3 separate regions of the Homo sapiens genome follow, and all the other regions are linked to region 3. A link is an interaction called in ENCODE POLR2A ChIA-PET data of the cell type or tissue named here. Cell type or tissue: OCI-LY7. All regions are shown on one strand.

Region 1 (2,500 bases), 120 kb before region 3:
TACAAAAAATTAAAAATTAGCTAGGTGTGGTGGCCGATGCCTGTAATTCCAGTTACTTGGGAGGCTGAAGCAGGAGGATCACTCGAGCCCAAGAGGTGAAGGCTGCAGTGAGTCATGATTGTGACACTGCACTCCAGCCTGGGTGACAGAGTGAGACCCTGTCTCAAAAAAGTAAAATACAATAAAATAAAAGCCCCATCCTCCAGCCCTGCCCAGCAGTGGGAACTGTATTTTTTTTCTTTTCTTTCTTTTTTTACCTTAAACTATTAAAGGAAACTGTAATTTTAAAGTCAGTCTCTCCAGCTGTCTTCTGGAAAGGGCTCTCCAGGGGCAGTACTAATGATAAATTGATACACTTCTCTAGAAAAATACCTAAATATCTAGAAATGGGCCACATCCTTCCTGATACATTGTGGGACCAGGCCTTCCCCTGGATGCCAAGAGCAGCAGGACGTGTGCTGGGATGGGGGAAGACAGAGGGTGGGTAACAAAGGTGAGAGGACTTATTTTATTTCCCTTTTTCTAACACATAAGCCATCTCAGATTTGAGCTTAATCATTTAATCCACTCTATAATAGTTGTCATGATTACAGTCTCTGTTTACAACACTGAGGGGTTTTAAAATCCTGTATCCTATTCTATTTAGATCAGTTTTTTTTTGTTTTTTTTAAAAAAAAGAAGAGTTATCTACCCAGCAATCTGTTTCCCTGTCTGGGGGAGGGGGTTGCATGCAGGCTGGGGGACAAGACGGGCAGCTGGAGGTGCCAAGATCAATGGCCTCAAGGGGTGCTCCCAACTGGGTGCTTTTTCCCATACAACCTAGCGCTATGCAGGTGCTGAAGGTGACACCTCTGCTCTTGAGATCTGGCTCTGAGTAGGCCTGAGGTGCACGCCCCTCTGCTCTCTCCTCCCCTCTCCCTTCCCTCCCCAGAGAGAAAACACTCACTTGCCAGGTTTATCCAGAAGCCCCCCCGCAGGGCACTGGCAGCACATCAGGATGTACTCCTGCAGGGCCTGCTGATGGAACATCCAGTGGCTCATGCTAAGGGCAGGGTCACCTGTTGAAGGGCAAAGGGTCAGTAAGGGCCCGGCAGATCCAGCCAAGTATCAATGACCTAATTCCACTTTCTCACCTGGGGGAATAGTCAAGGTTTCCTGCTCCCCTTCCTCTTCCATTCATTCTTGGTACAACTGCTATCTTCCCCATGTCCTACGCACAGCATGTCCCTTCTCCTGAACTTTGACATGTGTCAAAGAGCAGCAATTCAAAGTGGCACTTTCACTTTCTTGAAATGCACCCTGTTAACGTGGATGGTGATCCTCAACCACATCTCTGGCAGGCAGTGAACCAGCCTAGCTGTTTAGCTTACCTTCCCAGACTGACCTCGGTAGCTGCTCCCAACTTGGTCCATAACTCTACCCTGGACTTCAAGAGACATTCCCTCTAGCATATCTCTATAACTTGTTAACCAGACTGATTAGCTCAGAGAACTCTTAATGGGTAATAAAGTCTGTTTCTTCTACTTTTCTAAGCCTAAATTTAATTGATCTCCAAAGGGAATTCTCTAACTTGTCTCTCAGCTCAAAGAATTTACCTAAGAAACATTACTAGTAACTGCCCTCCTGCATCATATGATACCCTAGCAAAAACTGGGTATTCTGGTAATACTACTAAGGTACTGACAAGCAACTGGACTTCTTCACTCTGAAGTCCAATCACTATGGTCAAAGAATTCTGTGGGCCACACAGTTATCAAGTGGGAAGGAGGGACAAATCACGGACAGGTGTGCAGAAACATCTGCATAGAAATCGATTAAAAATATATATACATATAGGATGTACACTAAGTCCTTGGTCAATTTTATATTTTGATACCTGGGCTAAAAGATGCCTGACAATAAATCATTTTTAAAAAAAAGATGCCCAACAATTGGTAAATGGCACCTGAAAGCTAATTGTTCTTTCTTCCAGTCTTTTTGGTTCTATGCGTTTTTCTACCTAGTTATTATAACTGTGTAGCTTATGTTTTTCACTTATACCACTATAGGCATAAATTTTCTATTCTATTACATAATCTGCATAGCCATCACTGTGAATAGCCATATAGTATTTCATTAAGTGGACATATAAGGTAACTGTATCATAAAAAGAACTGAGCTAAAAATCTTATATATATGTCAGTATATAAATTCCTATGGTGGGCCAGGCACGATGGCTTATGCCTGTAATCCCAGCACTTTGGGAGGCTGAGGGGGGTTGATCACGAGGTCAGGAGATCGAGACCATCCCGGCTAACACGGTGAAACCCTGTCTCTACTAAAAATACAAAAAAATTAGCCGGACATGGTGGTGGGCGCCTGTAGTCCCAGCTACTCAGGAGGCTGAGGCAGGAGAATGGCGTGAACCCAGGAGGCGGAGTTTGCAGTGAGCTGAGATCACACCACTGCACTCCAGCCTGGGCGACACAGCGAGACTCCATCTCAAAAAAAAAAAAAAATT
Region 2 (2,500 bases), 94 kb after region 3:
CATCCTCTAGGTCCTAGGAATTTAGAGCAAAGAGTAAGAATTATGGGGAAGATTTTATGGCTAAGGCCTTGAAGTGGTGCACATCATTTCTGCTCATTCGACCTCACAGCCTCACCTAACCACAAAGGCAACTGGAAGATGTCTCCAAGCTGTGTGTGCAGAAAGCAGAATATTGATACTGGTAGACCCCACCAGTCTCTCCCACAGTAGCACGGGATGTTCCCCTCCTTTTACAGGTAGGGAAACTGAGATACAGAGTCATTAAGTGAACTATAGAAGAACACATCACTGCTAAGTAGGACAGGATTTCAACTTAGGTCTTCTGCTTAGATAGAATGGGAATAATAATGGCAGTAATAACAATAATATCTAACAGTTTGTGAGTGTGGGTGGGTATTCAATGGAACAATATACATAAAGGCCTTAGTATGTTCCAGATTCCCTTTCTAGCTCTGAGCTCTGCCACACAATCCTATAAAGAGCCAAATATCCCTCCTGAGCAGCAGAGCGACAGCAGGAGCTGGTAACTAGTGGCTGCCTGTCAGCAGAGCCCAGCACAGGGCTGAATCGACTCTAGTGGTAGAGTGCTGCTCTCCCTGCAGACCTGGGAGATTGTGCATACCAAGAACTGACTCTGGGCTGGGTGAGGTGGCTCACTCCTGTATTCCCAGCACTTTGGGAGGCCGAGGTGGGCAGATCATCTGAGGTCAGGAGTTCGAGACCAGCCTGACCAACATAGTGAAACCCCGTCTCTATTAAAAATACAAAAACTAGCCGGACAAGGTGGCGAGTGCCTGTAATCCCAGCTACTCAGGAGGCTGAGGCAGAATTGTTTGAACCCAAGAGGCGGAGGTTTCAGTGAGCAGAGATTGCACCACTGAACTCCAGCCTGGAAGACAGGGCAAGACTCTGTCTCAAAAAAAGAGAATGGACTCTACAGGGCCTGAAGAAGCTGGACTTAATTTTGCTCAATACCAAAGCTGCCTCTTGCAGGCACGTTCCCAAATGTTCCCAGAGGACAGCCCCACTGAGTCAGGCTAGGCATGCCGGCCAGGGATGAGAAAACCTCTAGCCAGCACCTGTTCCCTCAGGAGTCCTTGTGGGCCCAAGCAACTTTTAAAAGATGAATTTTCACTTAATTCTTTTGAAAGCTCTAACATGGATGAATAAATAAATTGGCACCCATAACTTATATATTATTTATAGGTTAGACTTTTAAAATAGCTCTTTTTGTTTGTGAGGCAAATATGTATGGATGGAAACCATTCTAAGACTGACATTTCTGTGACACGAGAAAGAAACTATAAAAGACTTCTCAACTAAGTAAGGTAGGGCTTCCCTGTCTGGAAGAGTTCTGCATGTGAAGCTGCTGCTTTTATCAATTTTTTTGGGTGAGGAAATTGAGGCATGGGTTGAGTCAAAGCTGTTCTAAAGGATTTCAAGATTTGTAGAGATTCGGGCCAGGCACGGTGGCTCATGCCTGTAATCCCAGCACTTTGGGAGACCAAGGTGGGTGGATTGCTTAAGTCAGGAATTCCAGACCAGCCTGGCCAACATGGTGAAACACCGCCTCTACAAAACATACAAAAATTAGCCAAGTGTAGTGGCATGTACCTATAGTCCCAGACGCTTGGGAGGCTGAGGTGGGAGAACTGTTTTAGCCTGGGAGGCAGGGATTGCAGTGAGTAGAGATCATGCCACTGCACTCCAGCCCGGACAACAGGATTGAAACGATGTCTAAAAAAAAAAAAAAAGATTTGTAGAGTTGGTAGGAGTTTGGGCCCTGTTGCCACTGCCCATCCCTTTTGCCACACAGTCTAGCAGGAGAGGAAGAGGTGGTTAACAATGTGTGGTTGAGCGTGGCACGGTGGCTCACAACTGTAATCCCAGCACTTTGGGAGGCTGAGGCAGGTGGATCATCTGAGGTCAGGAGTTTGAGACCAGCCTGACCAATATGGTGAAACCCCATCTCTACTAAAAATAGAAAAATTAGCCAGGAATGGTGGCATCCACCTGTAGTCCCAGCTACTTGGGAGGCTGAGACAAGAGAATCACTTGAACCTGGAAGGCGGAGGTTGCAGTGAGCCGAGATAGCGCCACTGCACTCCAGCCTGGGTGACAGAGTGAGACTCCGTTTTAAAAAAGAAACAAAAAACAAAAAACAATGTGTGGTTGAGGCAGAAGGAGTGACAGGGACAATGTCAGGGCATTGATGATGAATTCACGGTGCTACTGCAACATGCTATGCTTCCAACCTTCTCACCACCTTGACCTCCAAATGGGCCTCCACATGGTGTGTCCTCGGTGGGAACTGCTTTTATCCTCTTAAGGAGCAGCACTCTGCATTTCTCAGTTCTCATCCATTTATTCAACAAACGATCTTTAGCTTATTTCATGTACCTGGCATTATGCTGGGCTGTTGGGATAAGAAGAATGAATATGGATGGTCCCTGACCTCAGGTAGCTTACAGTCTGGGAGAGACAGAGAACTAGATTATGA
Region 3 (2,500 bases):
TAGAATCTAACCATATATAGAAGTGCTTCTGTGGGAAAATATGTCTAGAATTCTAACTTGGGATGCCAGGAACAGATCTCCTCGTGCTGCCAGGAATATGATGAGATTAGGACACCTTTTATCAAAACCAGCCAAGTACAGAAAATAATTCCCCCAGTCATTCACAGGGACTCTCAAAGGCTCCAACTGGGCAGGGCCTAGGGGAAAATATTTGGAGGGAAGAGCAGAGTGGGCGGAATTACCTCTGAGTAAGACCAGATCTTTTTTTTTTTTTTATTCTGAGGGCTTTACTTTTTTCTCTATTAGCTTTACTCTCTTCCTCTATTAGTCCCTGTTAATTCTGACTCCAAGTCTTCTCCTTCCCTGGCCCACAGAGGAATAGAAAGCAGTCTCATAGTTTCTGTCTTGTTTCTTGAAGTAAACACACAATTTTGGTGTGTGTGTGGGGGGGGGCTTTTGCTAGGAGGGTTTTTTTTTTAAATAAAGGATACCTATAATAATTTATCATGTATTTTCCATGTAAACTCTGTCCCTCTGTCTCCACTTTCTCCCTAGTCTTGCCATCAGAAAATCCTACTTTGTTTAATAATGGCATTATGGTTGTTTTAAAAACAGAATACTTATCTTTCAGAGAGACTAATGAAGTATTTAAAGAGGTAGTGATACGTTTGGAATTTGCTTTGAAATAATCCTATGGGGGGATATGAGAATGGTGAAATATAAATAAAGCAACTTGAAGATGGGTAGTGTACATTAGTACACTATTCTGCCTACTTTGGACTATGTTTAAATCTCCTATAAGATGTTTAATATAAAACAACAATGGTGGCTGGGAATCCCACCTTGAACTTGAACTACTGCCAGGATAGGATGAGGGGCTGGGGTAGGGTGGGGACAAGGACAGTAAGTAATGGCAGCTGAGAATGGAGGGTTCTTGTGGCCATTAGGCTGAGGTAGAAGTTCCCAGGTGGCTATTCACTAGAGTCAGGGCCTGACATAGGTACAAGAAAAGTTCAGAAAAGGGAGAAGATGCATAGGCTTGAAGAGCAAAGAGGAGATGGAATTTGAGTTCAGGCAGAAAGAGGTAAGATTTAGTTGGCTTGAAGGTAGAGAGAGGGAATATTCAAATCAAGGAAAAGGCATGAATATGGACAGCAATATGGAAAAGAGCATGCGCATCGCTTACGGAGTAAAAGGGAAAGGAAGCTACATTTGGTTTGTCAGCAGGGGAGTGGAGGATGACATGTTTAAGAAGATTAACTTGATGGCAGTGTGCAGAACTGCAGTCTGGGGAATGCTGCAGTAATTCAGCCTTCAATGGTTATGGTCCTTGACATGAGGTGTGGTGCCAGAGTCAGAGAAAAGGCAAGCAAAACAAAGAAAAAAAAGAGGGGATGAGGGGTGTAGGCACGAAGGCTAGAGAAGGAAATGAGAAAGGTATCTAATAGGTCTCTACTGAGACTGAGTACATGTGTGTTCACTACAAGAGAGAGCATAAAGAAGGTTCCAGACCACAGAACAAAAGCTGAGGAGTATCACTTCGAGAAAACAGGAAAGAAAACTAAGAGAAAACACAAAGGAGCAGTTAAAATGATTTAAAAAGGAAAGAAGTCAAGCACTTTGGACCTCAAGGGCAGAAATGCTTCAAAAAGACAACAATAGTTAATAAAACTAGATGCAGAAGCCATGTAAGAGAGAAAAGAACTAAGGCAGTCACAGGATGTGGTTAGATTATAGGAAACGTATGAGAGAATAGTTTTAGCACAGAGAAAATGAAAATCACTTTGTAGGTACTTAAGAGGAGTATAGGAAAATAAGGAAAATAGGGTAAAGACCCATTCAAGTGGCCAGGTAATGGCTCACACCTGTAATCCCAGCACTTTGGGAGGCTGAGGCAGGAGGACTGTTTGAGCCCAGGGGTTCAAGACCAGCCTGGGCAACCAAGTGAGATCTCATCTCTACAAAAAAAATTTTTTAAATAGCCATGCACAGAGGCTAGTGCCTGTAGTCTCAGCTACTCGAGGGGTTGAGGCAGAAGGATCGCCTGAGCACGGGAGGTCAAGGCTGCAGGGAGCTGTGATCAGGCCACTGCACTCCATCTTGGGCGGCAGAGTAAGACCTTGTTGCAACAAACAAACAACCTGTTCAACTAAAGAAGCAAGAGGAAGAAGAAATGATTACAGGATGAATCAAAGTACACTGGAAAGAAAGACGATAACATGAGATTCCTGAGGAAATGCAGTAGGGGTAGCATTAGAGAGGGGTAAATAAAAATCTTTCTCTCTAACAGGAGAGAAGGAAGAGTAAAGTTGGGACAATGCTAAGTATGGTGTACATATGAAAGAGTAGCAGGAAATAAAAGAAGGGAAGCTGGGCCAGTCCAGTGAGAACCTTGAAATGAGGAGCTTGGATATTGTACTGTAGCTAAAGGTGCACTATGGGAAGGCCAATGAGGTCACCCAAAAGTATTTATTTTTACTTTTTAGTAGAGACAGGGTCT

What was found. Peaks named below come from ENCODE experiments on the same cell type or tissue, not always from the same donor. Only the 100,000 strongest peaks of a DNase experiment are listed, where the experiment ranks them.
Region 1: POLR2A ChIA-PET joins it to region 3 with 6 read pairs; 5 of 35 experiments call an interaction of 5 or more read pairs at or near these places.
Region 2: POLR2A ChIA-PET joins it to region 3 with 5 read pairs; 5 of 35 experiments call an interaction of 5 or more read pairs at or near these places.

The regions. Positions count from the first base shown.
Region 1 is chr14:65,051,796-65,054,295 of GRCh38, reverse strand. It overlaps CHURC1-FNTB (CHURC1-FNTB readthrough), which reads right to left. Exons shown (of 14, transcript NM_001202559.1): 12 at 947-1,058. FNTB (farnesyltransferase, CAAX box, subunit beta) reads right to left here. Exons shown (of 12, transcript NM_002028.4): 10 at 947-1,058. It also overlaps a transcript of MAX not described here. Among named protein-coding and RNA genes, the nearest start is that of MIR4706, 8.4 kb to the right of the region's middle. In OCI-LY7, no CTCF peak of the experiment used is centred here; no DNase peak of the experiment used is centred here.
Region 2 is chr14:64,833,683-64,836,182 of GRCh38, reverse strand. The region is part of intron 1 of SPTB (spectrin beta, erythrocytic); the gene reads left to right. Among named protein-coding and RNA genes, the nearest start is that of SPTB, 45 kb to the left of the region's middle. In OCI-LY7, no CTCF peak of the experiment used is centred here; no DNase peak of the experiment used is centred here.
Region 3 is chr14:64,927,893-64,930,392 of GRCh38, reverse strand. The region is part of intron 3 of CHURC1-FNTB (CHURC1-FNTB readthrough); the gene reads right to left. All of the region lies in intron 3 of CHURC1 (churchill domain containing 1), which reads right to left. Among named protein-coding and RNA genes, the nearest start is that of GPX2, 14 kb to the left of the region's middle. RefSeq lists an enhancer at 1,319-1,388. In OCI-LY7, no CTCF peak of the experiment used is centred here; no DNase peak of the experiment used is centred here; H3K27ac peaks cover 1,045 bases.